Regions from separate parts of the Mus musculus genome. Here regions 1 and 2 are each linked to region 3. The links are chromatin loops, found by intact Hi-C in ENCODE. Cell type or tissue: heart. All regions are shown on one strand. Each heading gives the region's core, and the rest is flanking DNA. Links, peaks and the distances in the headings are about the cores only. Region 1 overlaps Eefsec (eukaryotic elongation factor, selenocysteine-tRNA-specific). Region 2 overlaps Gata2 (GATA binding protein 2). Region 3 has its middle 18 kb from the start of Gm38856.

Region 1 (10,877 bases), core at 1,373-9,372, 230 kb after region 3:
ACAAAAAAAAAAAAAAAAAAGTCTACTCCTCCAGTGGAGGCTGCCAGGATGGAGGCTGTGCTGTGCTGCTCCAGCTTTAGGTGGAGGCAGACTGCACAATCTGAAGGACAGGAATGGAGCTTGTGATCAGATATGCGTACAAGACTGAGTCTTCTCTGAGAGTGAGAGGAAGGGGTGGGGGCAATGGGAGGCTTGAGGGACAGGTAACAGAGAAAGGCACTGCTTTGTCTGAAAGAAGTGTGAAAGAGGAGGGGCAGAATAGGAAACACAGTGGGTAGGAAGAACTTTGCAGAGTCCAATGTCCAGGGCTTCTATGGACCTTTGTTTTGCAGTTTCCAAGGGAGGTGAAGAGTCTGATATCAGAGTGAGAGAGAGGCCCTTGGAGACCTCTTCCTAGGATTGCCTCTCCCTCCCTCTTAGGCAGAGTGGAACATGGAGAACTACTTGAGCAGGGTTGGGGCAGAGAGCAGCCTAGGTTCAAGCTGACAGTACCTCAATGAGTTCTGAGATGCCCTGTGGAGCTTCAGTTTCAGGGGCTTCTGGTCCCCCAGGTTTGGCTGCCACGGGAATAATCGGTGCACCCCGGAATCTGAAATAGAACAACCATCAGGACAGTCACAGAGGCTGTCAGCACAGCCCGGCACAGACAGCAGAGCTGCTGGCACATCACCGAGCACGCCACGTGCCTCCTCTTCAGCCTGCAGGTGAGCATGGGAAGGTAGCACCACTGCTCTGCATTGCCAGGTGAAACAGAAGTCCTACAAAGAAAGACTTAGATCAGAACCTAAGAGGTTCACCTAGAAATTCAACTCCTCCTGAGCCCCCTCAGGAAGCAGCAGGGATCTAGGCAGGTCGTAAACTACAAGCTCTTTAAAAGATCCATACAATCTGGTTCTCTGAAATTTAGGACTACTGGTGATCCCAAAGTTCCTAAAGCTGCATCTAGAAATCCCTTCTCGCTGAGGAGAATCCCTTACTTAAGCCATCTTCATTAAAACAAAACTAACAATAACACTGTCAGGGAAGAAGGAAAAAGCAGTTCATAATCCCTCCCAGCCCCATGCTGTCTTTTCTTCTAAACATAGCTTTCTCATGCTTTGTACCAATGAATTTCCCCTGGCTTAGTTACATTCTATTGTAATAGACACCATGGCATTTTATGGAAGGAAGAGTTTAACTAGGGGCTTACAGTGTCAGAGGGTTAGAGTCCATGATCACAGAGCACAGGCATGGGAGCTGAAACATCTGAGAACTCACATCCTGATTTACAAGTAAGAGGCAGAGAGACAAAGAGACTGGGAAGAGTATGAGTCTTTTGAAACCTCAAAGCCTGTCCCCAGTGACACACCTTCTCCAGCAAGGCCACACTTTCTAATCCTTCCAAAACAGGTCCACCCACTGGGGAACAAGTATTTAAACAAAAGATCCATTCTCATTCAAATTGCCACACATCCCATTTCCATGTTTTCAATATCTTACATAAAATATTTCATATGCTACTGTGTGGGTGCTATCTCATACCCTGCTATCTTATTCATCATCATATCATGAAGAATTTTAGCCGGGTGTAGTGGCTCACACCTTTAATCCCAGCACTTGGGAGACAGAGGCAGGTGGATTTCTGAGTTTGAGGCCAGCCTGGTCTACAAAGTGAGTTCCAGGACAGCCAGGGTTACACAGAGAAACCCTGTCTCAGGGCGGGGGGGGGGGGGGATTTTATATAGATTATATAACAGCAATATCGCAATATCAAGAACAATGATATCTTAAGCCAACTCATCACCATGGCTCTGTCATGTTGTAGATAAGGAAATGAAGACTGGAGAGGCAGATTAAAAGACACTAGTTGTAACCTTCAGAGCCAACTTTAAACATAGACCTTCTAAGTGTGGGACTTGGCTTTCTTCCCTTCCTCACGGATGCCCTCCTGGTCTCCTCTTTATCACTTTTGGTGGCACAGTAGTATAAAATCCACAATTTACACTCATGCCTTGGAAGTTCCTCATTTATGAGCATTCACTGCAACAGCATACTAGCAAAAAACGGACTTGTCGGCTTTAGGAGAATCCATCAGCTATGAACCTCAGACTGAACACACCTAGATCAATGGCCATGGTGAACAAACACATGTAAAAGCCTCTTCATGGAAGCAACAAGAGCATGAAAAGAAATGACCCAAAATTTTCAGAACTCTAGAGTTAACCAAAGAAAATGTGAACAAAAAAAGTGAAAATGGCTGGGAATCTGAGAACAAGTTACAAATAGATATTTTAAACCTGCTTTGTTCCATCTACCCACCAACTCTGTAGTGGCCTTGACAACTACAACCAAGCTAGTGTCTGCTGGACCCTAGAAGGGGCAGAATGGGTTTGAGTTCTATCAAAGCACTTGACCCCAAGAAATACAATAATTCTCCTATCTGGTAGTTCCCTAGAGGACCCCATCAGAAAGGCTATGTGTATCTGGCCTATTTGGAGCCTTTGCTGTAGGAGTAGAAAGAGCAGAAACCTCTGAAGGCAAGGAGACAGAGATGGGCTGTTTGATATCCCAACAATAGATTGAAGGGACCCTGACCTCAGCATCAATGTCATGGGCTGCCACCTTTCTGACAACCAAGTACCCACTTCCCAGAGATTTCATGGCAACAAAGGTTCAGAACTAAGTGGAATCATGCAAGAATAGATCCCTAACATAGTGGGGTATATCTGACAGAGAGCAGTGGTAGAATGGATGGCTTGAGATTGGGGCTTCATGGCAGTCTAAAAGAAGGCTCTGCATGCAGCTGAAAGCAAGCTCAAGGCATCGGGTACAAATGTGGAAGGCCAAAGGAGGGTTCCCCACCCTCTATTCTCACTCTCCTTACAACATGGAGGAAGAAGAAGAGATAGAGAAAGCGACCTAATTGAAAACATGCTCAAAGTTTGGGAGGCTTTCTCTTCCCCACCCAGGTCTGACAGCTCCCTCCTAACTGATCCCAGTTTTCACCATCTTTGCATGTACACATATTCAGCTCAATCAATCAGGCCCCAGCTGGCAATATATATATATATATATATATATATATATATATATATATCTGAGCCAATAAGTTCTAGAGAACGAAACTTGTCAGATTATTAGAGGAGGAAGAGAATGATGACTTCATTCATACTAGCTCTGGTCAGTAGGCCAACTCCCAGATGCTGTGTTCTTTGGAAAAGGAAGATGGCCTTGAAGACTTGCCAGAGACAGACACTGTTGAAACTCACTACATGAGGGCTTCTGTCTCAGGCAAGGAGACTCATTCCTGACCCAGCCTGTAAGCCTCCATGCTCCAGCTGTAGACATTTGTTCCTGTAGCTGTCTCCAGCCTCTAAGAACCTTCTGCTCCAGAAACCTGTGACTCCAGCCTTCCACAGAGACAAGAGACATAGCCCTCATGTTGTTGATCTGCTTTCTGCAGACCTGCTCTTAAGGAACATCTCTCAATTGACATCTGAAGCCCTCAGAGAGTTCAGGTGCAATACCACCACCAATTTCTCTGGGCTGCACCCCAAAGCCTGCTGAGTAAATGGAGTTATGAGAGTGACAGCATTTTTTTTTTTTGTCATCCTGCTGATGCTGAGGGACCCTGATTTTCTGCGTCTTATTCGAATTTTTTTTTCCTTTCCTGTTTAAGTTGTTACTCCTGCATGGGAAATGAAGTTTCTCCTAACTTCCCTTTGCTGTCTTCCCACTAAGTTCTTATAATGATGGTAGACGGAAACCCAGGATAGGGCAATGAGCAGCTCATTTTCTCACTGCAAAAGCCTTTTCCCTGAGGGTCTCTGTTGAAAATAAAGGGAAGTAGTCAACAGCATGATGAGGTGAAAGGTAACTGTTTAAGCAAACAAGGAGAAGAGTAAAAAGCTTAGCAGGAAAAGGTAAGGAATCAGATGCTCAGAGCTGGCTTAGAAAAGCTCTCACATATCCTGAGAACTGGGGTGACCACAGGCACAGGACTTGCATGTTCAGGAGAGACGTAGAAGAACGTGGGCCCTCACCTCTGACTTCAAGGTTCTATGCAAACAGAGAGTAAAAGCTAAGGCACAGTTAACTGCTGCTGGAACTCTTGACAGCTTGGCTCCACATGTATACAGAAACCGTCCTCAAGGAGCACCCTACATCCAGGCATCAGGGAAAACTGTCCTGTCCTTAGTGATCACTGAGTGGACACCTCAGGGTCTCCATGACAAAGAATAACGACTTTCCACAATCTGCCCAGAAAAGTCATCAAACTATTAACAAAGTATAGTGAGGGTTTATGTAACTTCTAATACTACTTCATTATGCTATTATAAATGCCTAGGATTCATTAAAAATTTATTTTACAGCCAGGCACAGAGACCACAGTACAAGCCTTTAATCCCAACACTCAGGAGGCAGAGGCAGGCAGATCTCTCTGAGTTCCAGGACAAGTTGACTTGGTATAGGGTGATTTCCGGGACACTCAGTGCTGCATAGAGAAACCATGTTTCAAAAAACCAAACCAAACCAAATTTATTATACAGGCATAGTTCAGAGTTTTTTGATTTTTGTGTGTCTGTGTGTGTGTGTGTGTGTGTGTGTGTGTGTGTGTGTACGCGTGCGTGCGCACGTGTGTTGCTATGATATAATACAACTTAATAGAGAAAAGGCTTATTCTGGTTTGGTGTTTCAGAGTCTATTACAAAGGGGAGGGGCATGTTGGAGCAGAACAACTCACCTCATGATAGCCAGGAGCACCACAAAGAGAGAGAGGGAGAGGGGGAGGGAAGGGGGAGGGGGAGAGGGGAGAGGGGAGGGGAGAGGAGAGGGGAGAGGGGAGGAGAGAGGGGAGAGAGGGGAGAGAGGGGAGAGAGGGAGAGAGGGAGAGAGAGAGGGAGAGAGAGAGAGAGAGAGAGAGAGAGAGAGAGAGAGAGAGAGAGAGAGAGAATGCCCATGATTTTTTCATTTATTACATTTGGCCCCTCACCTATGGTATGGCTGCCAATATTCAGAGGGGTCTTACCCCTTAGTTCATCCTCTCTGAAAACACCATCACAGTCATACCCAGAAATGTGTTATGTTAGCCTTCTAAGCACTTATCAATCAATCAATCAATCCATCAAGCTGACAACCAACATTACCCATCACAACTGCAAAGAAGCAAGAGAAGAGTCCACATATAAGAAAGAATTAATAAAAAACTGTCCCCAGGAAGCTCTCCCAGACTTGATAGCAGGTTCCCTCCCCCCCACCCAGTGTGTTCAAATAAATGAACCAAGTCTAAACAACTTGACAATCCTCCACCACAAGAGAGAGTGTAACAGTTGGTGCAGATCTCTATAGGTTTGAGGCTAGCCTAGGCTATGGAGAGTGCTTCAGAATGGCCAGAGTTACATAGAGACCCTGTCTCAAAATACACACACACACACACACACACACACACACACACACACACACAGATATACTGTGACAATTTCCTCCAAATTGAAACACTTATTCTTCTGTGATGCTCATTAAGACTCAGGAAGTTCTAAAGTAGACAGGTTCCTTAGGAGTTAGGAAGGAAACAATGGCAAGTGTCAGGAAGTCTCTGAAATCAGATTCACAGGGCCCTTCCTTCCCTAGGTTAAGTAAGCCTTATGCTTGCTAAGGAGAGAGAGCCAAAGCTGTGGGGCTGCCTGCAAGTCCCAGAGAGCCCCAGGCTCCCAGCTGTCAGCAGCAGGTCACTCAGGGGGTGTGGGAGTTTAGTGGTACAGCCTCCTTAACACTGCCCATGCTCTTGGAGTTATGTAGCCCTAATAAATTCAGCAACGTGCTAAGGTGGACTTTGGTCTGTCATCAGTTCCCTATCTGGGGTAAGTAGATGCTTGTTTTTTTATCACCCTAGGTAAGTTAACACAACAGAAATTTTTTTAAAAATCCATAGTTTGGAAATGCAAGAACTGAAATGAAAACTTCAGTCAGTAGTGAAGGTCAGGAGGGGATCTGGACATGCAGAATAGAGAGCTGACAACTGAGATCGATCCATCTGGGGAAAAGGAAGGAGAGAACCCAGTTGCAGTGGCAAAGCTGTGTCTCAGGCAAAGCAACTTAAGTACAATGGTGGTTTATGAAGCAAGAAGAATGAATGGAAGCATCATGGATGACAAAATCATGGTCTGTTCCTTCCCAAATTTGATGAAAATATTAACCTGCACATTTAAGAAGCTGAACAAACTCCAACCGTTAACTCAAAATCTACAACTAGGCAGAAAACAGCCTTGGCCGTTGATGAGGGCATTTCCCCAGCTTGGGAAGAAACCATCTCATATGTGAGAGCAGTAGTGCATGGAGCTGGTCCCAGCCATGGAGACCAGGAGGATGTCATATTTAAAGTATAGGAAGCCTGTCAACACAGATCATATATCTAATCAACAAATACGCTTCAGAAAATTAAAAAGAACACAGAAGTGACATGTAGCTGAGGAATTCTACTATACATGCCCACAGGAATGGAAAGAGGAAATGAATACATGTCCACGTGTGCCTTAGTTACTTTCAGCACTGGGACAGAATACCATGATCATGCCAGCTTATAAAGGAAAATGTTTAATTAGGCTTATGGTTTCAGACAATAGAATCCATGACCGCAGCACCAGCAGCTGAGAGCTCACAAATCTCCCTGAGGAAGAAGGAGAAGGAACAGACAAAGGACTCACAGTTCTGTATGTGGCAAAGGCTACCAGAGTGTCACCGGGTTCCACTGTCTAGTCCGGTTTTGAAGAACAAGTGATGGCAAGTAGCAGAGGAATTAGTGTCCTTGTAAGGACAATCAGCATCAACACAAGGCTCTGCAGTGAGGCTTCTAAGACCAGAGCACTGAGCTCTAAGTACTTCCTGGCTCCTCAATTTCCTCCCCATGACACTCTGAGTGTCCGTTTACCCTTGTGCCTCAGTTTCCTCATTAAGATGATAGTAGAATCTCTGATACAATTACTTCAAGCCCTGAATGAAGTACTGCAATGAAAACATCTCATCAGGTACCCAGCACGTCTTGTGAGTTCTATATTATCTAAGAAATGAATGAAAGGTTCTAGAACAATCATGGTTTTGCCTTTGTGTCTGACAGTCATTAAGGATTCAGCAATTAATGTCTATAATTTGTTCTTGTTTTCTAATAAAATTGTAACAGTATGTATTTATTTTACATAGTGTTCCAGTTTCCTTTCTGTTGCTATGTTAAAATAATCTAACAAAAAGCAACTTAAAAGGATAAAAGTTATATCTGCCTTTCACTTCCAGACCATAGTCCTTCACTGATGGACATCAGGGCAGAAACTCAGTGCAGTAAGTAGAAGCAGACACTATGAAGAAATGCTACTTGCTGGCTCACTTTAGCTCCTAAGCGCATGCCTAGCTAGCTTTCTGATACACTTAAGGACCATCTGCCTAGGGATAGTGCCACCCACAGTGGGTTGGACCTTCCTACAATAATTAGCATGAAGGCTGAGGGAATGGCCCAGCCATAAAGAGTAAAAACATTGCCCTTACAGAGGACCAGAGTTCAATTCCTAACACCTATATCAGGCAGCTCAAAGCTTCAATTCCAGGAGAATCTAATGTCTATTCATGAGCACAATCCTACATAATTTAAAACACAAAACGAATCAAGACAATTACTCACAGACATGCTCACCAAGCAACCAAATCTAGACAGTTCCTCAACTTAGAGGCTTCTCCTCTCAGATGACTCCAGGTTGTATCAAGTTGAAAGGTAAGGCTATCTAAGGTACACAGCAATAGGATGCACAGACATTTTCTTCATGTGTACCATGAAAGTGGACATACTTACCAGCCACTCCCCTTTTTGTTATTGCTATTCTTTCTCACAGATAGTTTCATTTCTACTTCCATATCTCACATATCCATATATGGTTTTATGTGTCTATATGATATCTAGGATAGAAAAATGGGAGGAAAATACATGCCATGTATTTTTGACTCTGATTAAATTTTGATGGTTTCTGGTTGCATTTATTTCCCTGCAAATGACATAATTTCATTATGTCTGAACAGAACTCCATTGGGCATACATAGGCCACACCTATTTTATCTAATCCTCTGTTGACAGATACCTAGGCTGATCCCATAACTCAGGTAATTGTAAATATTGTTCCATGAACATTGATATGCAGGTGTTTCTGTTGTAATTTAAAATGATAGAAAATGGCCAGAATATTGGATGTTACAATTACACCTATCATGTAACTGGCTTTTAAAATTATAACTCAAAACTTTATTAATGATTCCTAGAAGACTTTTACTTGTTATATTTAACAACATATAGTCTGTGTCTTTAAAATTATTTATATGTTGAAATTTGATAACACAAAATGAGACTTTTCTCATGATACAATCAGAAAATTACATTAGCCCTTCCAAAATAAAAAAATTAATCAGGCTCCCAACAATTATCATACAACAATTATATTGAGAACTGCACATACTAGCTCAGGCTTAGTTACTCTTTTTTTTGGGGGGGGGGGGTTGAGACAGGGTTTCTCTCTATAGCCCTGGCTGTCCTGGAACTCATTTTGTAGACCAGGCTGGTCTTGAACTCAGAAATCCGCCTGCCTCTGCCTCCTGAGTGCTGGGATTAAAGGCGTGCGCCACCACGCCTGGCTTTTAGTTACTCTTCTTAATCTGGCCATACAACTTAGGTTGACCACTCTAACCCAGAGCTGGCTTTGAAACACTTCTCATCATTCACTAGCTGTGTGACCTAGAACAAGCTACTGAAGCCAGTCCAGCTTTAAGATTTCCTTCCATCAAAGTGGTCTGGAGAAGTGACATCCACCTTGTGGGGTCATGACAGAGGGAATGGAAAGCCCCTACCAGAATAGTTCTTGGTACCCAAGTGCACCACAAAGACCTGTCATCTCCTCCATACCCTACCCACACATCACTTCATCCAAGGAATCCAAGACAATGGGAGTGACCATTTGGGGAAAACTGAAATTACACACAAAGCAGGAAGCATACATATTTCAAAATCAGACCATAAAGAGGAGATGCCCCAAATTCCAAATACAGATGTGCTCACACAGCAAAGACACCCTAGACAGGCGGGACAGATGCCAGCAAAGCACCACAGAGGAAGAAGAGGGCTGGGGCGTATGAATGTGCTTAGTCTTCTGTCACTTAGACACTAATTCTATTAGGTGAACATGAATGCAAGTGTTTTCAGTGAAAATATTATGCTTAAGGTATGAATGTGTCATTTTAAAAATTGTTAACTGCTCTAACAGACTTTTTAAAATTAACTAATGAAAGCCCAGTCTCTGGGGGACCAAAAAACGTCTACTTTTGAAGCTACAAAAATAAACACAAGAAAAACAAAACAAAGCTATTAGTGTCTAGCTAGATACTGTTTCCCACTGAAGGCACAGAGCCTGGCTAAACTTAGGGATGCTATAAAGACATGGCAGGACTGAGCTGAGGTGTTTCCTTGAAACAGGTAAGAAAGATGTAGAGACAACCCAGTTTAGTGTTCTCCAACACCATGGCAGCTGTGCCACATCAACCTGCCTGCACTACAGTGAGTCACACACTCCAAGTCACGTGTCTTTTCTTTTCTCAAGATTCTTGGCCACTGCCATTACTCCCACTATCCTGGTAGGTGCCCAAGAAGAGGTCACTGAAGGGATGAGCCCTGGGAAGAACTCAGTACCACTAGACCCCACTGCCCATGTCGAGCCTTTTCAAGTCCCTTTGACCAAGTCTGTCCCTCACCCAACCTTCATCTGCTGAACTCTTCTCAAGACCTCTGCAGGTCTTCTTACAGCCTAGATTTTGCTTCTCTGTAAGGAAAAGTCCTCTCACTAAAATACCCTCTTATCCAGCGATTTCCAAAGAACCCAGTGTCTGCTATTCCCATAGCTTATGCTTAGTTTTCTTTTTCTTTTTTTTTAATGGTTATTTTATTTGTTTACATTTCAAATGTTGTTCTCCTTTCCTGGTTTCCCTCTGTAAGCCCCCTATGCCATCTCCCATCTGCACTGCCTCTATGAGAATGCTCCTCCACCCACACACCTACTCCCATCTCACCACCTTAGCATCCCCCTACACTGGGGCATCAAGCCTCCAAAGGACCAAGGGCCTCCCCTCCCATTGATGCTAGATAAGGCATTCTTCTGCTATAGCTGCAGCTGGAGCCATGGGGTCCCCACATGTGTAATCTTTGGTTAGTGGTTTAGTCCCTGGGAGCTCTGGGGGTGGGGGTGGGGTCCAGTTAGTTGATATTGTTGTTCTTCCTATGGGGTTACAATCCCCTTCAGCTCCTTCAGTTCTTCCCTTAACTCTTCTCTTGGGGTCCCCGTGCTCAGTCCAATGGTTGTCTGCGAACATCTGCATCTGTATTGGTCAGGCTCTGGCAGACCCTCTTGGGGGACCACTATACAAGGCTCCTGTTAGCAAGCAATTCTTGGCATCAGCAATAGTGTCTGGGTTTGGTGTCTGAAGATGGGATGGATCCCTAGGTGGGACAGTCTCTGGATACATTTTCCTTCAGTCTCTGCTCCACTCTTAGTCCCTGTATTTTCTTTAGACAGGAACAATTCTGAGTTAAAAATTTTTGAAATGGGTGGGTGGCCCCATCCCTCAAATGGCGGCTGTGCCTATCCCCTGGGTATGGTCTCTATAGCTTCTGTCTTCCCTGTGTTGGGTATTTCAGCTAATGTCATCCCTGTTGGGGCCTAGGAATAAACCTCTTGCTTCCCTGGCATCTGGGACTTTCTAGTGGCTTACCCTCCCCTCCTCTCCCCCCACCCCCACAGTTCCCCATACCCCACTGCTATACACCACCATTCAATTTCCCAATCCTCTGTACTTCTCCCCTGTCTCCTCCCACACCT
Region 2 (10,448 bases), core at 1-8,000, 70 kb after region 3:
TGCCCGGGTCATGGCTCTGAAGCCCCTGGTCATCCTCACCCCCTTTCCCTCTGCACAGCCCGTCTCACCGGAGGCCAGATGTGCCGACCACACTTGTTGCACAGCCCAGGCTTGCCGTGGCTGGACGGGGGCAAAGCAGCTCTCTCTGCCGCCGCTGCCCATCACCACAGTCCCTGGACCGTCAGCCCGTTCTCCAAGACCCCGCTGCACCCCTCAGCTGCTGGAGCACCCGGAGGGCCTCTGTCTGTTTACCCAGGGGCTGCGGGTGGGAGCGGGGGAGGCAGTGGGAGCTCCGTGGCCTCCCTCACCCCCACTGCAGCCCACTCGGGCTCCCATCTCTTCGGCTTCCCACCCACGCCACCCAAAGAAGTGTCTCCAGACCCCAGCACAACAGGAGCTGCTTCCCCGGCCTCTTCTTCTGCAGGGGGTAGTGTAGCCCGGGGTGAGGACAAGGATGGCGTCAAGTACCAAGTGTCACTCTCCGAGAGCATGAAGATGGAAGGCGGCAGTCCCCTGCGCCCGGGCCTAGCTACCATGGGCACCCAGCCTGCAACACACCACCCGATACCCACCTATCCCTCCTATGTGCCCGCCGCAGCTCATGACTATGGCAGCAGTCTCTTCCATCCAGGAGGCTTCCTGGGTGGCCCCGCCTCCAGCTTCACCCCTAAGCAGAGAAGCAAGGCTCGCTCCTGCTCAGGTAAAGGCAGGTGTGGGACTTCAGGGCCTGTGGGTGTGGTGTGCCTCTGTAAAAGGGGTCCGTGGTCTGATAGAGGGGCCATGCTAGGGCGCCTGATTTAAGAATGGGTGGTGGTCATCTCTGATAGTCCACAGGCATTTGAAGTTCCCTGTGGGGAGGAAGAAACCCCTAAAACTTTCATCCTGCCGTTAAGTGCTCCTAGGAACCCCCATGTTCAGCTCCTCTCCGCACCCCTCCTCATGGCCTCCTCTCCAAGGTTGACAAGTATCAGCTAAAACACAGAATGAGGTTCCCTGTCTCCCTCCCCAAACGTTCAGCTGAGACCGAGCAGCCTCGTGACTGGGCGTGGGGGAGAATGGAGGCTGTAGGTGAGGGAAGGAGTCAGTGTGTACTTATGTGTACGTGTGTCTGTGAGCGTGTGTGCATGCCGTGGGCACTGCAGAGATCTAGGCCCTAGAGGAATCTGGTTCTCCAACTCTGCTAGTCCAGTTTTAGGATTGCAGCGGCTCCAGATCTCCTTGGAGATTTCCCCAAAGCAAAATTCCCAAGGCCTGCTTGCATCCTAGTGACCCTGATCCCTCTCCCTGGGGGTAGGAGTGAGAACCTGTGCGGGTGCCTGCACCCCTTTGCCAGCTGCAGCTGGATCCAGCTAGGTTTGTCCAGCCATATGGCCCTCAGGCAATAACCCGTGGCTCCGAGGCTCCTTCCCATAGCTTTTAGCAAGGGAGGGGGGAAGGCTTCCTCCAAAGTTTATTTCTGAGTTGAAGAACCAACTTCTCATAGGTGACTTAGTTCCAACTAGATCAGGAAGAATTTCCATGGTACTGAGCTACTAAGCCCTCGCTCCGCTGAACTCCAGCCCCAACTTGACTCTTGTCTCCTGCTCTACTAAGACCAGAGACTTTGCCCTTTTTTGCAAAGTCTTGGCCTGTTTGTAGCCCTCTCTTCCGTGTTTGTTTTGTATTCTATTTAAGCTCCAGATGGCCAAAAACAACAACAGAAAATAAGGCCACCTAGCCTAAAGTGAAAGAACTTATTTATTTCATTTTAGAAACAACTTTGATCATTGAATTCTAGGAGTTTGGCTGAAAGGGAGCCCAACTGGAGGAAGAGAAAAGGTTTCCTGGCCTTAGCCGGAGCATAAAGACAGCGAGGGGCTGATGGGAGAGATGAGAAAAAGACTTAGAGATGCTGGCTCAGTTGGGCAAAGTGATAGAGCAGCAGAGAGGCTCCCCCAGACCCCAATCCTGGACAACTGTGGCCTGAGCTGAGCGAGGGACAGTAGCCTGTGCTCTGTAAAACCGGCCTTCAGTTCCTTTTCCGGGTAACTTGCTGCTGGCTCTGAGAACCCCTGGCAGCCTGCATTTGCTGTTTCTCTTTGCTCTTCCTCAGCAACATCAGAAATGAGAATTTATCCTTAAAAGACCCTGGACTTCTTTTAAGGGGACTCCTTGAGTCCCTCTTTCTGCCAGGGGTGGGTCTCCCTTAATACAACCTTGATCCTCTGGCTCTGTGTAGAGGCTAAGCAGGCCTTGTGTCTTTCCTTGTTCCCTTACAGAAGGCCGGGAGTGTGTCAACTGTGGTGCCACAGCCACCCCTCTCTGGCGACGAGATGGCACGGGCCACTACCTGTGCAATGCCTGTGGGCTCTACCACAAGATGAATGGACAGAACCGGCCGCTCATCAAGCCCAAGCGGAGGCTGGTAAGAAAGGGCACATCATGGGGCAGGGCAGGGCCACGGTGGCCAGTGGCAATCTGGGCAGAGCGGGTTAGTTAAGTGAAGAAAAAAAAACAAAACAGAGAGGGGGAAAAAAAACGAAAACAATCCAACAGCAAACCTTCAAATGCAGACACTTCACCACCTGAAATCCTCTTATCAGTCAAATCATTTGGGGGGTCAGTCAGGTCGGTCTTCGTTCTGGCGGATTCTTTCCTGCCAAATTTCCTGTCCTGCAGCCTCCCTGGCACCCCCCTCCCCCCGCAGCTACCGGGCACCCCCTCCTCTGGACACCCCCCCACCCCACCCCCCGCTGAAGGATTCCCAGAGCCCATGGTCTAGCAGCCCACCCTCAGGCTCTGGTCTCTTATTCGCTCTTTTTAAAAATAGGGCCATGAAGTACTTTTCCCTATGGCTGCTCTGGCCGCCCTCCCTCGCCTCCCAGCTCCCGGTCTCCTCCGCTTATTTAAATAACACACAGCGGCCACCAAAAAAACCTGCCCTTTATTATTTTTCCATGGAGTCACCTATACTGTGTATTTTCATTTGAGTGATTTTTTAAAAAAATGTCCTTTCGGATCTCCTGCCGGAGTTTCCTATCCGGACATCTGCAGCCGGTAGATAAGGAAACTTCGTGTATCTGTTTCCGGACCGGCAAGTTTTCAGAGCCACCTCGACTCAGTCCTGCCTCTTGCTGGGCTGTTTTGAAATTTCTAATACCCTCCACTCTGCAAATAATGTGTAAAATGCTAAGAATAATAAATATATTTTTTCAGGGCGAAGTGATTTATGAGTTTAAATCGTTCACCCGCTTTGGGGCCCTTTTTCTTTTTTTTTCTCTCCCCCCCACCCAGCAGTGTGAGGGCGGTGCAGGCTGGTGGGGGTGGAAGGAGGATATGCTGCTGGCCCCTGAGTCAGAATTCCAGCTTCAGCCTGCTTACTCACCCTCCCTGCCCCCGCGGGCAGGCCAGCTCTGGTCCCCTCCATGAGCAGGCTCAAGCCCGGGGCCTCTCTGGACTCGGCTGGACTCGGCCCCCTCCCCACACTGGCTGCCGAGGGAGTTCAGTGCTAGGAGTTGCTGGGTGGAGGTGGGGTGTGAGGGGAAGAACACACAGGAGTAGCGCTCTGTTTACCTGAGGCAGAAGGGATGGCAGGGGGTGATCTGTATTCTAGGAAAAGCCCCCCTCCCTCTTCCTCCCTCCCCACATTTCAGTCCTTCTAGAGACCAGGCCTCCCCTCTTCCACGCCTCACCTCTGGCTGGCATTTCCTGGGGGACTGGGACGAGGGGCTTGGTAAAAGCAGCAGGTGAGCGCTCTCAGGGCATACGGCTCTAGGCCGGCAGGAATGGAAGCGCCTTTGCTCCAATAGTCTTTTTGAAGCCTCTGGCTAGTATGACTATTGATTGCTAGGAATGCTGTTAGTGCAGTAAAAGGCACTGAGTGTTTAGATTTTAAACTGTAGTTAAATTCAATTTAAATCTCTCCTGGCGACTCCTAGATCCTATATAGGACAAAGCAAGAACACACTTTAATCCTGGGCTCCAACTTCCTCAGGGCTTTCTGGGTTCTCCTGGGCAGTGCAGGGTCTTGTTGCCTTGGCCTCCCAGCCATGACTCACCAGGATTCTGGATTTCCAGGGGAACAGTGGGGGAGGAGGCATGCAACTGGAGACAGCAACTCAGGATGGTCACAGGACTAAAGTCTCCGTGGGACCTGTTTCCTTACCTGTGAAATTAGACTGCTGGGCGGTTAGGGGAAGTGGTGCTTTTCCCTTCTGTGTCGACAATCCTTTAGGTTCTAAGAACTCTTTATTCCAAAGTTCTGTGATTCCCAACTAGTTTCCATCTCAAATTCTAAAATTCCTCGGTTTGAGATGCTTTGATTCCCCGGTAGGACCTATCGCTCCAGGCTCGGCGGTGGGGCTGGGAGTGGTGCTAAGGGCCCAGGAGGAGGTCAAGGTGGGGCGTGGGAGACAGCCTCTGACGCTACCCCTCCCCTCCTAGTCTGCTGCCAGAAGAGCGGGCACCTGTTGTGCAAATTGTCAGACGACAACCACCACCTTATGGCGCCGGAACGCCAACGGGGACCCTGTGTGCAACGCCTGTGGCCTCTACTACAAGCTGCACAATGTGAGTGCACCCCACCCCTCCCCGGGGACCTCAGCTCTTTGTGCTGCCTGGCCAGCCAGCGGCCCCAGCCACAATCTCCAGCTTGGCTTGGCTTGGGTAGCCGCAGCCGACAGCCCAGAGTGCCAGAAGGACGATACCTCTGTTTCGGAGGTGGGACCGATGGGGGCAGGGCAGGCAGGGACCGGGTACCTGTGATAGGAGAAGTTGGGGACAGGGAAGGGTTAGAGGTGTTGGAGGACGCAGGCTGTGCAGGCATTTAGTGATCTGGGAACAACCATGTGGACTGTTAGACCATTCACTCTTTCTTGAAAAGATGACAGTGAGGGCTTAAGGGGGCTTTGGTGAGTCACATTGGGTCTGGGCTGAAGGTACAGTTCCTGTCACCCTGGGGATACAATTAACTCAGCCTGCCTCGACCTGTGGAGAGAGTTTGGAGGGATTTGTGTGGGAGGCAACTTCTCCTAAGGGCTCCGTGGCTGTCCCCAGGTTAACAGGCCACTGACCATGAAGAAGGAAGGGATCCAGACCCGGAATCGGAAGATGTCCAGCAAATCCAAGAAGAGCAAGAAAGGGGCTGAATGTTTCGAGGAGCTCTCCAAGTGCATGCAAGAGAAGTCACCGCCCTTCAGTGCGGCTGCCCTGGCTGGACACATGGCACCTGTGGGACACCTCCCACCTTTTAGTCACTCTGGACACATCCTACCCACGCCCACGCCTATCCACCCTTCCTCCAGTCTCTCTTTTGGCCACCCCCACCCGTCCAGCATGGTGACTGCCATGGGCTAGGCAAGCCTCCCACTGGACAGACATGGACATCAAGGGTGGTTTGGCAGAACCAGAGCGAGGCTGGGCACTCCCAGGATGGGTGGAACATACTCTTGGCTCCCGCCCATCCCAAGAGACCCACTTCCTCCTGCCAGCCTAGCCTGGCCGAAGCCACCTCTCCTTGGAGGACTCCCAGCCTTGTGCCGCCATTACTGTGAATATTTCTAACTGGGCTGCAGCTCGCGTGTGCCCGGGGTGCTGCCCAGAAAAGTGTTTTCACGGAGAGTGTTTGTTTGGAGAGCAAAATGGACAGGTTTACAGATTTATAGCAAGAAGAGACTGGGGATAGAAAAATGAAACCTTTTTTTTTCTTTTTCTTTTTTTCTTCTTCTGTTTTATTTTTTTGATGGAGAAAGGAGTAGGCAAGAAGAAAAATAATTTATTTTGCTCTTATTTCTTACAAGAACGTGAAGACATGGAGGCGTGTGCTATTTGTGTTCTTGGGGTCCTTCTTTGGGACCTCCTGCCACCAGTCAGGGCTCTCGGGGGCAGACTTAGAGGTCCTCAGCCTGAGCCTCCTTCACCCCAGCCTGCCTGCAGGGTAGCCCCTGCCCTGACGCAGCCCTAGAGGGCAGAGACAATTGCAGGCGGTCCTGCGCAGATTCCCAGGCCAGGGCTGGGTCACAGGAAGGAAACATTCTCTGGAAAGGGGAAACGTCTCCCAGATCATTCCCCTGGCTTCCAGAGGCCAAAGCTGGTGTGACCCAAATGGGCCAGAGCTGCAGCCTGTGCTCTAGGCCAGTCGGACCCCTGTAAATACAACCTTCTTTTCTGCTAAACCCTCGGCCCCCTCCCCCTCTAAGATAAATAAGAAAATACTCAAAGCGAAAACCAAACTGCATAAGCTTAACCCGCTGATGAGTGGTTTTATTTTGAAACTCGTTTTTTGGGTCCAGTCAATTGTACGTTGCCACAGAAGCCCCGCTATGGAAAAAAATAAATAAAACCTACAAACCAGGCCTGAGCTTCACAGTCCTTTGAGTGGTTCTTGGGTCCCACAGCCCTGGCAGGGGGCTCGGGACAAGGGGGAATCTTATGCTCTTGGTTTCTGGGAGACAGGGGGCAGGCAGGCAGTGGCCCTGTGATCCCAGGCTTCTGTTCTGCTGTGGCTGGCTGAATCCTTCAAGGTACAGTTGTACATAAAAAGTGTCCCAAGCTTCGATTCTGTGTGTGGTGGTGGCAGTGGTGCAGCAGCCAGCAAGGGGGCCCCGAGTGAGCCCAGGGAGACGATTGTGCTGAGTCAACCAAGTGCAATATCGGTGTCCAGTTGCTGCAGAGCACCCTAACCGGAAGTAACTTATTTTGTGCTAGTACCCGCATAAGAGAAGAATCGGCAGTATTTTCTGTTTTTATGTTTTGGGCTTGTTTTATTTTGAATTAGTGACCTAAGTTATTGTTAACTGTGTACAACATTTAAATATTGTCTGTAAAAATTGTATGCTACCCTCTTATTCCTTTAAAGTGAATACTGTTAAAAATAATAAAATACTTTTTGTGAATGCTGTCGCCTGTTGAGTGGGTCCCTGGGACCCCTACACCCCTGCTGGGGTTTAAGCTGTCAGGTGGCCTTGTGTCTGCTGTCTCTGTCTTTCAGAGAAAGGCCCATTTGGCTAAAACCTCCTCCCCTGGGGCCCATGGGGATGGGCAGGACTCTTCAGCCTGTGCTCTTCTGAGAACCTAAGCAAGGAACCTGATTGGGTTTTTTATAGAACCAATAGCCGAACTGGCCCCATTCAGGTCCCTCCAGTGTGGTCATCTCTGGTTTCTAGGGTACCAGGTTGCCAAATCTGTTCATTGACATACTCGATCGCCCGGTCCTGATTGCTGCCTTGGACCAATGATCCAGGAAATCCACTGATACCAATATTCCTAACGAATGCATCTGCCGTCATGCCCTTAGTGACTGCTAACCGATCACCACTATGTATCTGGTCGCTAGCCTGCACACAACAGGACCACCAGTCATCCCTGGCAGTGATGTTGGCAATTGTCAGTAGTCACATGCCTAGAGTCTGTCTCTCATCAAGGAGGTTTCTCATGGCCACTGTGTGGACAGATGCAGACTACCAATGGTGTCATTGGTAATGTGCATGCACGCATGTGTGTGTGTGTGTGTGTGTGTGTGTTTGTATGTGTGTGTGTGTGAATCGTGGGGTTTCTATATTGCTCAGGCTGGCTTCAAACACGTAAGCACCTTCCCTCCTGAGAAGTTGGCATGTGGCCATTATGACTGGTCACTCAGTGTCTCTTTAACAATGACTGGCCCTTGGTCACTTGCCTCTGATCATCTAACTACCCTTGTGCCTAGCAACCACACCTTCTCACAACCACATCTTCTCTGATGCCCTGGTACCAATGCCCCTGAGGGCTCATCTCTAGTCACCATGATCTTGTTACAAGTGTCAAAGTCTGATCCGGGCACCCCCATTCCCCCACGTCTCTTAAGCCCCACACTCCTGACCACTTGCTTCCCTAACTAGTCCGTGGTTAAGAACCAGTAATTGGTATATCTGGTTACTGCACTTTAGTGTCACTAGTGCTGTTGATCCTAACATATCCCTTAAGTTTCTGATCAACAGTCTCTCTTCTACCCTCAGCTCTCAAGCACTGAAGACCTCATGATCCTAGTAACCCCTGTCCTGAGTCACCCATGTCCCTGACCAGTGGCTCATAATATGTCCAGTCAACCATAGTCTTGCCTGAGACCTCTGAGCTGACTCCTGGTCATAACTGTATGTCTGTCTACACCTTCTTGGATAAAAGAATCTCTTTGATTCAAGTCACTGAGCATGTGTCCCTGGTCAGTGGCTTCTCTCTGCTCATCATCTCTAGCCACTTGGGTCTCTTGGCTGGGGTCCCCATTGACTACTATTGCTGTCAACATTCTTGCTCCTCAACACCCATCCACACCTGGAGGCTTTCTCCTGAGTCAGACTGCTGTGCTAGCTCACATAGCAAAAAGCAAGTCTCCTAGGAAGAACCAGCACCTTGGCCATCAGGGTGTAGTGAGGTTGTATCTCCAGGGCTTTGGTCTCAGGACACTGTCCTGGCATGCCACCATTACCCTGTCCTCATCTTTCCCTGCAGATCGGGCACCTGAACCAGACAGGCGGCAACCTGAAGCTTAGTCGGGCTGCTGTGCTTCCCCCACAGGACCACCACACTGGCCTTCTGGCCTCCTGCTAGCTACAGGCACAGTGAAGCCCAGGAGCAGCTTTCTGCCTTGTCCCCAGGTGTGATAGCAGATGTATTTAGGAATGGGTTATGCATGGGTGTGTGTGCATGCGTGTGTGTGCTGTTGACAACCCCCTTTTGTCAAATACAATTATAGGCGTTGGAAGACTCATCTGTGAAAACAAATAGGAACCCCTACACCCTTCAGAGGAGGTAATGTCCTTGGCTTGGAGCAAACTTGTCAGGCCAAGTCCAGGTTCTGAAGGAACCATCTAGAACACTGGCTCTCAACCTGTGGGTCACGACCCCTTTTGGAATTGAACAACCCTTCCATAGTGGTCACATGCCAGATATCCTACATATCAGATTATGTTTTCTAATAGTAGCAAACTTTTCCTTATAAAGTAGCAACAAAATATTTTCATGCTTGAGGGGTCGCCCATAACATGAGGAACTGAATTAAAGGGCTATAGCATTAGGAAGGCAGAGAACCACTGCTGTAGAACCTGTAGTTTAAACCCAAGAATCAAGAACCACAGCTCTGCACTCAAAAACAAGGGACCTATAGCTCAAAGACAGTGTCTAGAGCCTGGACACTCACATCCAAAATGAGCAGCTCGCAGCACGGGGCCCTTGCATCCAGATCCACAGAGTCCAGAGCTGGGTTCTACATCTAGAGCTCTCCTGGCTCTAGCTCATTACCTAGAACTTAGCAAGAACCCCGAAGTAAGGCCCGTAGCCCAGTGTCAGAATTGAGATTCCCCCCAACCTACGAAGCCTAGAACCTGAAATCTGGAATGTGGCACTCCCACATCTAAGACCTGGAGCTTTCCAGAGGACCCAATGGCCAGGAGCCAAGCCCAGAACTCAGAGTTTACAAGAGGCCACGATGACCTGGCTTATTTCCTTTCTCCTGTTAGCCCAAAAGTTGAAAGCATTCGTCCCAGGTACAGTCTCAAGTGCTGGGAGGCAGGCCAGGAGGAAGCCAGCAGGTAAGCGGCTTCCCTCTGTTACACTCAAGAACACCAAAGCATTCTTGAGAGAGGTGTTCCCCTCTGTGTTGAATAGGTCCATTCTTCATGCATCCTTACCTGTGGAGCTTAGAGGCTACCTGTGAGGAGGAGTCATCCTCCGGTCAGTGTGAGACAGGCTGGTGGCATGAGAGGACCTACAGGCTCATGGCTCAAGCAAGCTACTTGGAAGTCTAGGCTCAGGGGGCTCCTGGTCTTAGAATGTATTCCCTCCTCCATACAATGTTTAGACCATTACTCGTCCCACCACTCAAGTCTTTATCCGGTAAAGAATTAGGGTTCTGTGGACAAAGCACCCAGGCAGACCAGGAATCACACTAGTGGCTGCCGTAAGCAGGGTGACCACTGTCTTTCCAATTCCTGCAGGATCCACACCACAGCAGCCAGGGTGGAGCAGCTCTTTGTTCCATCCGTGTGCACCCAGGTGGGGCTGGTCAGCGCAGGCCCTCCCTCCCTTCCTCTTCTGGGATACTTCCAAGTCTGGCTTCTTACTCCCATTTTCCATAGTAGAAACCCAAACCTCTTGTGTGACCTTTAGGGACCAGCTCTGTCCTTCTCAGCCAGCTCCAGTCTCCTGGTGAACTGTCCCTGCAGGAGGCGAGGGGAGGGGTCTCACCGATCAATCCAAGGGCCTCTCAGCAGGGAACACAGCCCCAGGGAGAATTTGGGAGGAATGCCAGCCATCCACCTCAGGATAGGACCAGCTCACCTGAGGCAGGGAAGAAGACAGACAGAGTGGAGCCTTTCCCAAGGTGGGTGGATCCTCAAAGAGTTTATGAGGCAAAACAATTTGATTTTTTAAAAAAGACAACAACAGCCAGGCTGTGGTGGCGCAAGCCTTTAATCCCAGCACTCGGGAGGCAGAGGCAG
Region 3 (10,877 bases), core at 1,374-9,373:
CTAGGGTGGTGTAGTCTTACTTTCGTTATAAGTGAATTTCCTTAGCTATACCTGACTGCTGCAGTTGAGCACTGGGTGAGTTATAAAGAGAAGAGGCTTATTTGCCTCAGTCTTAGAAGCTCTGGAATCCTTTGACGACCTTGTACTATGATGTAACATGAGAGTCAGCAGTGTGTAAGCTCAGATCTCTGACTCTCCTAAAGCCATTAACACCATTATAGAGGCCCTATCTTCATGACTTTACTTCCTAAAGGCCTAGCAGAGTCATGTGGATTAGAAGTATAAGAGGGTGCATTGTTTTCATTTTAAAAATTATGTGTTTGTGTATGTTATGCTTAATTGCATGAACCTGTGGATTTCTTGGAACTGGAGTTAGAGGAGGTTGTAAGTTACCAAACACGGGTGTTGAGAGTTGAATTGGGGTCCTCTGTAAGAGCAATAGACACTCTGAAGCCTGGGAGGCTGAGGAGGGAACAAGTTCCCCTCCCTGCAGTCGCTCTTGAGCCTTAGAAGCTGGGGCAGTGGGAGCCTGAGTTCCCTCATTTGCTTTGGACTGGACAAGTCTCCCAATGGTCAGCCTCCTTCCCACTGAGGGTTCAAGACCAACCTCCTCAGCCAGGAGCCAGAGTCCAAGTTTCTCTTTCTCTTCTTCTGAATTCAGAAACTCAAAGCTCCAGATTTATTATATAGAGCAGGGTGGGCTCTGATTGACTGTGTGTGTGCATGTATGCAAATAAGGTGAGAAATAGGACCAGTCAGGTGAGAGCTGTCAAACAGGGCATGGGGTGGGAGTTTGGGGGTGGAGAAAGCCTGCCAAATATTGAGGGTGTTTTCAGTTAGGTCATGTGATTTATCTCTCCCCCTCTTCCCCTATGCTGCAAGGGAAGTGGGGAGGTGGAAAAATCCCCGTAGTTTGTTGAGTTTGTTTCAGAGTTGAGCTCACTTATTGCTCCTCCCAGGCTGTTGAGATGAAAGACTCAGTCTCCACTCAGAGTTGTGGTTGACCTGAGGGCTGTTAGACAGCCTGCTTTTCAGGGGGTTCTTGGTGGGATCCATCAGCCAGGGACTTTGTATACTTCAGTTCCTTGCCACAGCAACCGCAGGAAGTATACCTGGATGCCAGGGGCAGCAGCCTGTTCAGTTGTCACAGGGGCCCTCACAACCATTGTGGATTCCTGTTGTCACCACAGTCCACCCAGGTGGTTTGCCTTTAGGGTTTCTGGGATCGGTCCCACCCTGGTCACTGAGGTGACCTTTAAGAGGTAGAGCCCAGGGAAAGGTGACTAGGTCCCTGCAACATCAGGACTGGTGGAGTAACCTGAAAGTAGACGCTATAAGGACCAAGACGGGCTCCTCCTAGCTCTAGCTTCCTATTTCAGAGTGTGGTTCTTTTCCCTCTGGTCACCTTGAAATGCCATCCTTGACGATGGGCTGAGGGAGGGAGTGGTGGGCTGTTGGGATGTCACCCCCAATACTGTAAGGTAAAGAAATCTTTTTACCTGGTTTTTTTCTTAATTTTTCTATTACTTTATTTTTTATGTATATGAGTGTTTTACCTGCATGTAAGTCTGTACACCACATTTCTGGTGTCTAAGGAGGTCAAAGAGTGTATTGGATCCCCTGGAACTGGAGTTATAGACAGTTGGGAGCCACTGTGTAGGTGCTGGGATTTGAACCTGGCTCCTCTGCAAAAGCAGCTGGTGTTCTTAACCACTGAGCCATCTTTCTAGCTCCCCTTTTGGTCTTTAAACTTTTAAAATTATATTTATTTGCTTATTGTGCATGTGTGTGCATGTGTTTGCACGTTTGAATGCATGTGCAGAGGTCAGAGGGCAGTTTGGGGGATCTGCCTCTTCTTCCTTGCTTGGTTCCAAAGATTAAATTTATGTCATCAAGTTTGGCAACAAATTTCTTTTCCCACTAAACAGCTAGTCTTAATCCAGACAGTGGATTATTACAGTGGAAAATAGACTAAAATCTCTCTCTCTCTCTCACACACACACACAGACATACACACACACACAGAGAGAGAGAGAGAGAGAGAGAGAGATACACATATACACACGTACATATACACACATACATATACAGAGACACGTGCTCACACACTTACACAGAGTCACACACACACACATACACACACAGAGTCACACACATGAGACACATATACAGACACACACATAAACACACACATCATCCTCTAATATTTTCACACTTAATAGTTGGACTTTCATCCATGAGAACATATGAATAAATCAGCTTAAGCCTCTCTCTCTCTCTCTCTCTCTCTCTCTCTCTGTCTCTCTCTCTCTCTCTCGGTTTTGCTGTGTAGCCCAAGCTGACCTTGAACTTGAACTTGGGATCCTTCTGCTTCGGGCTTCAGGTCTCAGAGTGCTGGGATTGCAGGCTTTGGCTGGGTGGATAGAGGATTGAGGAGGAGAGAGTGAGAACCAGAGGTGCCGTCTGGGGTGGGCAGAGAGCATCCAAGTTGGCTCAGGAAGTCTGGGCAGTGCTTGTGGGGTGGCAGGGTGAGACACACTCCTGGGCAGGCAATTGGCAGGGCCTGGGGTGGCAGGAGCTGACCAAGCAGCAGGTATGTCCACGTTCTGATAACAGTGACATGAAGGTGCCAGATGCAGTGCTCCATAGGACTGAGGCTCATCTCTGCTTCCGAGGTGGTATTTTCCCTCCCTCCTCCCTCTCCCTATCTCCCCACTTCCCTCCTCCTTCTTCTAGTCCTCCTCCTCCTCTCGTCCTCCTCCTCCTTCTTATTTTTTTTTTTTAATAAAAATAACTACGAAGAGTTCAAGATGCCTTTCTTTCAAGACATCACAGCACTTAGGTCCCAGCAGCACATCGGTGGCAAAGAATGTCCCCTGTCACTGTGGCTGCTTGCCTTTATTTGAAGTGTCTGGCTGAGCTATCTGCCGGTGACATGCTTCTTTCAGAGCGAATTATTCATCCCCCACAAGCCCCGTCTCCCCCGGCCTGGACTCTGCTCGTCCCTGCAGGTGTGAAGACAGGCTCGGCCTTTGTGTGCTAGGCGCTTGTCCCCCTCCCGCCGTCCCCCTCTTGGAACCCCTCCAGGCTTGTCAAGACTCTCCTGGATCTGGGCTCTGCGGTGTGCAGGGCTGACGGCCCCTGTCATCGAGGCGAAGCCGTGCAGCCTCCAGCCCGCCTCTAATCTCCCCCTTCACAAAGGGCAGCTCTGTCACTCAGGGGGACGGCAGGCAGACCTGGATCTGGGGCCATGCGATATTAGAGGAAGCAGCCCTGCAGAGGCAGCCGTGGCCTTCCATACAGTGGACTGGTAGGCAGAGGGGCTGGACAAGTCATGGAGAGCAGAGCCATCCTGAGTCACCCAAGTCAAGGAGCTGAGTTGGATGTACCACAGAAGGCAGCCAGCCTCAGTTGTGCAAGGGAGTCATCCTCTGAAAGCTAAGGAGAGCCCTAAAAGAGGGTCATCACCCTTCACCCCACCAGACACCAGCATCCTTCAGTGCTGCCTCTGGGTCAGTGGTGATAAACAGTGGGTATGGGGAGGCAGGGGTACCTGGAGATAAGTGACACTGTCCCTTAGACCCTGTCTCTTCTTCCCACGGGGAAGCACACACCAGCTGCACAGGGAAGCTGTGTCCAGCAGGTGTCTACTGTCTGCACTGGGGTGGTGTCACAGAGCAGAGGGGAAAGCTGGGCCCACAGGCACTGTGACCCCTGCAGACAGATTTCTTCCACCTGCCCAGTGTATGGAAGTATATTACCAGAGTTATTAATAGAACAACATGCAATGGGCTAGGGAGATGGCTCAAAGGTTAAGAGCACCAACTGCTCTTCCAGAGGTCCTGAGTTCAATTCCCAGCATCCACATGGTGGCTCACAACCATCTGTAATGGGATCTGATGCCCTCTTCTGATGTGTCTGAAGACATTGACACTGTACTCATACACATAAAATAAATAAATCTTAAAAAAGAAAGGTATGCAAATTCCACGTGAAAACGTGACTGCGTGGGGCTTACCTCAGCTCAAGGCCACCCCAGGCTGGCGTTAGGCAGTGGGCCTACAGGGGGCAGAGCAGAGAAGATGGCGAAGGCACTGGTCTCTCTGCTCCAGAGCATCTGTTGTGAGGCACATAGGCCAGCGACACTAAGTTGCATCTATTCTATGGAGACTTTTAGGCTTAAGAACTCAGGGACCCAGAGCATATGTCCACTGGCAACCTAAGTCATTATGGTCATTCTCAGCCACAGTCCCTGCTTCTTCCCTTCCTCCCTTCTTCCTTTCCTCCTTTCCTCACTCCCTTCCTTCCTTCTTCCTTTCCTTTCTTCCTTCCTCCCCACCCCTTTCCTTTCTTGCTTTTAGCTTCTTGAGACTGGGCCTCTGTAGCCTGGGCTGGACTAGACCTCACTATGTAACCCAGGTTGACCTCAGACTCACTTAGCCTTCCAAGGGCTGAGAGTCCAGTTGTGAAGGGGCCACTCTTGCCCTGTTTCTTCATCCGTAGAATGGATTTCCAGAACCAATCATATGAAAATAAAAGGATCGTGTCTGTTATCTGCCTAAGCCGGGGTCAGAAAAGGGATCTCTGATGAAAGAGGAGATGCCATCCTCAAAGGGCAGGAGCTTTGTTGACGGTTTTCACTTCTGTACCATGTGGCTAACCTTTCCCCTGGTTAGGCTGCCTCTTCAGAGAGCAGCTGAGATGACTGAAGCAAGCAGGCGGGGGCTCCCAGAGCCCATGCCCAGCACTCACGAGACAGGCAGTGGCTCCAGCTGAAGGCCCTGGGGGCACTGGTCCCTGAAACAGGGGGCTCCTCCCGAGAACCCCCCTGAGTCAGAAGCTGGCCTCTGGAAAAACAGGTGCAGCCAAAGTTCTGAGTTCCTTCACTGTAAATTAATCTACACAAGCAATTGGGAACAGAAAGTGCTTCCTGTCCCAGCCTGGGACAATAGACAATAAGTCCAGCCTGCTGGCCGGGGCCCTGTCCTGGGAAGCTTCAGGAAGGCACCCCCCTCACACACACACACACACGCACCTGCCCTCTATGAAGCTCTCTGCATTGTTCCAGGCTGAAGGCCAAGGAGGGCCCCTTTTTCTGGGGATCAAGCCGTAGGGAACAGCATTTCTCCTCAGCCATGTACTTCCCGGGGAAGGGGAGTTTGGGAACGTGGCCTAAGCATGCTTCCTCTGTTCGGTTTTGTTCCACAGTATTTTGGAAGCCCTTAGGTGCTTGCCAGTACAGGTTTTCAGAGGAATAGCAGCCCCACACAGAGTAGAACCCAGCTCAGCTCAGTTCCTTGGTCCTTGTGTAGTAGAAGCTATGACACCCCAGGAGAGTTGTATGCAGAAATGAACCGGGGACCGTATGCAGGCTGACCAGTGAAGGCTCAGAATGGCCATGTCTAATGGCAACAGCCAGAAGAGAAAGCTTGGAAACATAACAATAGTTGCTGACCTGAAGGACAGTAATCCTGAAAACAAGTTTTGGACCCAATGGATTGCTTTCCCCGGGCAGAGATGGGCTGGGAAGGTGGCTCTGAGGTGACATATGAGAAAGGCTTGTGGTGTCCTTGACCCTTCTGGCTCCTTCAATCCTTCTGTCCCCTCTTCCACAGGATTCCTCAAACTTCACTTAAGGATTGTGGTGGGTCTCTGCATCCATTTCTATCAGTTGCTGGGTGAAGCCGCTCTGATGACAGTTACACAAGAAAACCCACAGAATCAACTAACCTGGGCCCACAGCGGCTCGCAGAGACTGAGCTCCCAACCAGAGAACAGGCACGGGATGGAGCTAGGCCTTCTGCGCGTGTATACCAGTTGTGCAGCTGGGTCTTCGTGTGGGACTCATAAAGCAAGAGTAGCTCCTGACTACATTGCCTCCTTTGGATTCCCCTCCCCTCACTGGGCTGCCTTCTTTAGCTTTGATAGATGTGTCTAGTCTTAACTTCAACTTGATACACCAAGGCTGGTTGATACCCACGAGAGGCCTCCCCTTTTCTGAGAAGAAAGGGAGGGAGGGTGGATGAGGGGGAGGGGAAGGGAAGCTGTGATCAGGATATAAAGTAAATCAATAACTTAATCAACGAGAGAGAGAGAGAGAGAAAGGCTTAAGTTGTGCCTAGCTCTGAGGCTGATACAACAGCAGCAGGTTCTCTTGTAGCCCAGGCTGGTCTCATTTGCTATGTAGCCAAGGATGACCTTAAACTCCTGGTTCTCCTGCCTTCTTGTCCTGAGTGCATGTATGTGTGTATGGGTGTGCGCATGTGTATGTAGGTATGTATATGAGTATGCATGTGTATGCATGTGTATGTGCATATATGTATTGTGTGTGTATGTGTGTGTATGTATGTGCATGTGTGTAGTGTATAAGTGAGCATGCCGCAGCACTCTATGGAGGTCAGAGGACAACTCGCAGTAGTCAGTTTTTCTTCTTCTGCGTGGGCCCTGTGGATCAACCTCAGCTCATCAGGTTTGGAGGCGAGGCCTTTACCCGCTGAGCAGTTTTGCTTTCCCCCTGTGCTTTGCCTCTGATGATGACTGGGTGTTCTTGAGTGTGCATACCAGGTGTGGAATCAGTAAGCAAACACTTCGGGGCATCCTCAAGTCTGGTCTTTTAAAGAATAGCAGACTGACAACTCTCTTCTCTTTTGCAGTGCCTAGGATAGAAGACAGGGTCTCCAGCTCAGCCAGCCCCTGCTGCCAGTTGTACCCATTCTAGAGCATTCTCAGAGAACCAAGAGCTCCCATCCAGACAGAAGGAAGCAAGAAGCCTCCAGGCATCTCTCCGTGGCTCTCCTTCTTTTCCGAGGAGCAGGGAAGGCCAGAGGAATTGCTCAAAACCAGGGCAAGGCAGTGGGTAGGCAGCCTCTGGCCTCGGTGGCCCTGCAGCCTGGGGCAGCTAGTGCATGCAAACGAACTCAGCAAGGTTCCCAGCTTTGGTCCCCAAAGCATTACCTCACTAGACACTGCCATGTCAGCTCAGACGTGCTGGCCACCCGGTGCGTGGGTGGTGGAGGCCATGAGCTCCTTTTCTTTCTCCGGTCCTGTCCCTCTGCCCCCTAGGGAGATTCTGTGTGAAGGGCCAGTGCTTCCTGGCCCTCCCAGGTCACTAATGACCCACTCTCTCTCTCTTTCCCTTTTCCAGGACTGGGCCATGGAATCAAAGCGGCTGCAGTGACTCAGGCGTTTCCCATTGCCCAATTCTCGCATCCTCTACTCTCAGCGCCCAAGCTTTTCATGTCCTATTTGAAACTGATAGGAAACCCTCGCATTGTTTCGCAACATGGATATTAGCGCCGATGAAGGAAGCGCTCCATCAGATAATCGGCTGCAGTAAGCTGGCTTCCAGCGCCAGCTGCCCAGACCCACTTCTCTGCTTCCCAGGACCCAAGACCCAGCACAACCCTGGCTAGGACAGTCAGGGGCTTCTGGCCAGGAGACCCAGCGGCCTGGCTCCTCCCACCTTCCACTCCACGCCCATTTGAAGGAGAGAGAGCGTGGGCGGGGAGGTTTTTCTCCTTCCAGGTCTCTGATAGGCAAGGGTCTCCATCACTTTTACACATTTGCTGACCTTGCTCTCTTCCTCAGCGCACTTTTCCAGGTGATCCTTCAAATCCTCGGGTTCTCTAAGCTTCGGGGTCCCCTCTCTCTCCGCAGTTCCCATTGATGTGGGTTCCATTCTGCTCCTGTGTAAGATTTTGCCTGAACAAAGGGTTCTGCTGCTAAGCACCATCAGAACTGCTCAGAGCCAGGCAAGAGAATTTGCACACTCTCTAGGGCTGGCGCTTGCTTTCTTTTGTAGTTAGTTAGGCTTGGCAGTGGAAACGTGACTCTATCCATGGACTATAAACAGAGGACGTGCCCTGAGCTAGCAGGCACTTCATACATACCTTCAGGGTGAGCAGGTGACTGCCAGCCCCTTCCTGAGTTACAGATGTGGACGCTGGTGTCAGAGAGGGTGTACAGTTTTCTCAGGCTCACACAGCACAGTTTCGAGGCCAGGACAGCATGCTTCTCTTCCAAAGACAGACTGCAAGTCTGTGGCTAATTTTTCCCAAGATGTCAATCAGATGGGGTCGGCTCTAGGGCTGAGAATGGGGGTGGTAGAAGGAAAAACAGCAGGGGCCTTCCTATGGTGCCATTCTGAATTCTGGTAGGAAGTGATTTCCCCTCAACAGTTTCTGTTCCATATATATATATTTTTTTAAATAGCAAAACTGGCAAATTCCTGCTTAAAGATGTGACCCCATCCAGGCAATACCTGTGCATTTTGAATAGAGCTCCATGCAAGGGGCTGGCTATCCTCATATCCTGGCTCTTCAGGGTTTCAAGGCATCTATCGGTCCTGGCTCTCACATCCTAGCTAACCACGGTACCATTCTTGAGCATCTCTCACAAGTCAGGTATTTATGTACGCATTGCCGAGCTGCAAAATAGCTCATATACAAGGTAGGAAGTTTTGTGTACAGCTCACGGATGCAAAACCACAGCCTGAAGAGGTTGTAGGACACAGCCAACAGGCACACAGCTGACAGACATAGCAGTAGGTGGCAGATGGCAGTGAGGTCACAGGTGCCAGCTGGAAGCCTTTAGCCCAGGTCAGTGCCTTAGCAGTGTGAGTACTCAGAGAGGGCTGAGGGGGGCTTGTTAATCCAGAGTCCAGGCCTCACACTTGAAGCTTGGATTCAGCAGCCTGGATAACACGTTCTCTACTCCCAATATCCTGGCAGGAGCTGCCATGGCTCTCTTTTCTAGCTGAGGCAACCAAGATTGTACACAGGGCCATCTTTCAACACGAGAAAAGCGAAGCAAGAACCTACAAGGACCTTGTCTGTTCCCAGGGGTGACTTCAGCCTTGTTTAATTTGAAGTCTCGTGAATATCCTTAGGATCTCAGCAGCACCTGGCCTCATGCTCTCAGGAGACTTGGGCCTGTCTGTGGTGCATGCCTCTTCCATCCCAGGTCAAGTCCCTGGGAGACTCCACCTCTCTCCACTCTCAGTGAGACACTGGGTAGCCTCTGGTGCCAGGGAAGCCCATCTTCCCTGGTTAGTTGCTCTTCCGGGCACAGCGAAACCTCCTCTCCTTGATCCCTTTTGCTTTATCATGGACCCTGTGGGGCTTTAACTGAACACTTACTGTATACTAGAGGCAGGGCCAAGTTCTTGACCCACAAGGTTTCCTTGAAGCCTGGCACTCTCCAGGAGGGAAAGCATTCCACATTTCATGCAGGAACCCTCCAGGTGCTGCACTTTGCTGGTGAGGGTGGGGCTGCTGGCTGTGGTCTGGCTCCCAACAGCACCAGCATCCCATGTGGTGTGGCCTTTTGGTGGGACTCCTGGGCTGCTGCTGTGTGGTTCTCACAGTGAACAGAACAGCTTCGAGACCAGACCTCAGATGTCACTGCTACAGCATAGAAAGCTGCCCGGTCCTGCCTGCTACTTCCTCAAGCAGCCAGCGCCAAAGATGGATAATTCTGACATCTGCCACTCTTGGTTGTGGAAGGCCCTGAGTTGGCTCTTCTTTCTTGTCCTCCTGGGTGGGGTACCCAGACTGAAAGTAGGCCAGGCTCTAGGGGTTCTGGGGCACCAGATCCATTTATAGCCTTGTTTATGTAGGAACCATTTCCACCATCCAAACAGCACAAAGGAATCTTAGCGACACAATTAGTTGGTAAATTGAGAATTTCCTGTCTTTGTTGGGATAGGGTGGGGGTGAAAGGAGATAGTTTTAGGCTTTTAATGAGATGATGGATTTTAAAAATAATAGTAATTAAAAAGAAACTTACGTAGTTGGGGTGGTGGTGGTGCATGCTTTTAATCCTAGAATTTGGGAGGCAGAGGCAGAGGCAGAGGCAGAGGCAGAGGCAGAGGCAGAGGCAGAGGCAGAGGCAGAGGCAGAGGGAGGCAAGGTGGATCTCTAAGTTCAAGTCTCAAGGGTCCAGGTGGTCTAAAGAGTTCCAGGATAGCCAGAGCTACACAGAGACACCCTGTCTCTAACCCCTGCCTTATTTAATTATTTGTGTGTGTGTGTGTGTGTGTGTGTGTGTGTGTGTGTGTGTGTAGGGGGTATGATCTAGGGTGGTTTATACTCATACCACACTGCTTACCCCAGAATCCTTCGAATCAAACCCCTGTTGTTAGGCTTGGTGGCAGGCACCTTTACCTGCTGAGCCATCTCACAGACCTGAGGCATTTTTAAAATCCTGAAACACTGTGTGGTTAGTGCAGTATACCTAGCCCCAAACAAAAAGTCAACAGAATGAAACATCCCCAACCCTCCCCAAGATGCAGCACCGTTAACACTGTGTTTCTGTCATTATACCATGCAATGGCAAAAATCTGTGTGATACAGACAGCAGAACATGGCACCGGGGTTGCAGGTGGCAGCCTTCTCTGTATGTAAAGGGTTTTCTGGCACCACATCTGCTTAGCATGCAGGGCCTAGCAGTGAGTCCTGGTCCAGGGAGGGTGGAGCCAGGTGAGATGAGAGATGGGGACAGGGACACCCTTGCAGCTCAGCTGAACACAGGCTGCTTCATTCTGCAATGCAGACTGGACAGCAAACTAGTCAGAAAGTAAATCAAACTTGTGAGAAAAGGGCTTTGTTTTATTTATTTATTTAAGACAGGGTCTGCCCTGGTTGGCCTGGAACTCACAGAGCTCTGCCTGCCTCTGCCTCTTGAGTGCTGGGATTAAATGCATGTGTCACCATACCCAGAGACCCAAGAAAGAGACTTTGGAGCCAGCAGGCTCTGTGTTTGAATTCTGGCTTGGTCACAGCCCGGGCATTTCAGTGAAGGCAGGAGATTTTCATTTTCTGGTTTTCACAAGGTCACTGTGCTATCAACTGTGTGTCCTGGGGAGTGGCAAGTCTGGG

The links. A loop is a pair of places that touch in the nucleus more often than their neighbours do. Peaks named below come from ENCODE experiments on the same cell type or tissue, not always from the same donor. Only the 100,000 strongest peaks of a DNase experiment are listed, where the experiment ranks them.
Region 1: it touches region 3 in a loop (2.6-fold over the local background); 2 of 42 quality-filtered maps call a loop at or near these places.
Region 2: a loop joins it to region 3, with 4 times the contacts of the local background. A loop is called at or near these places in 3 of 42 quality-filtered maps.

Annotation. Positions count from the first base shown.
Region 1 is chr6:88,358,054-88,368,930 of GRCm38, forward strand. Eefsec (eukaryotic elongation factor, selenocysteine-tRNA-specific) reads right to left here. Exons shown (of 7, transcript NM_023060.3): 3 at 493-589. Among named protein-coding and RNA genes, the nearest start is that of Eefsec, 83 kb to the right of the region's middle. In heart, for the core only: no CTCF peak of the experiment used is centred there; a DNase peak (open chromatin) is centred at 5,618.
Region 2 is chr6:88,200,161-88,210,608 of GRCm38, forward strand. It overlaps Gata2 (GATA binding protein 2), which reads left to right. Exons shown (of 6, transcript NM_008090.5): 3 at 59-700; 4 at 2,259-2,404; 5 at 4,423-4,548; 6 at 5,035-6,872. The coding sequence ends at 5,334. Among named protein-coding and RNA genes, the nearest start is that of Gata2, 6.7 kb to the left of the region's middle. RefSeq lists an enhancer at 2,749-3,293. In heart, for the core only: CTCF peaks have their summits at 3,121 and 5,950; DNase peaks (open chromatin) are centred at 2,891, 3,361, 4,561, 5,971 and 2 weaker places; H3K4me3 peaks cover 3,554 bases; H3K27ac peaks cover 4,225 bases; H3K27me3 peaks cover 7,050 bases.
Region 3 is chr6:88,129,104-88,139,980 of GRCm38, forward strand. No RefSeq gene overlaps it. Among named protein-coding and RNA genes, the nearest start is that of Gm38856, 18 kb to the right of the region's middle. In heart, for the core only: no CTCF peak of the experiment used is centred there; DNase peaks (open chromatin) are centred at 4,988 and 7,208; H3K4me3 peaks cover 1,220 bases; H3K27ac peaks cover 2,166 bases; H3K27me3 peaks cover 6,561 bases.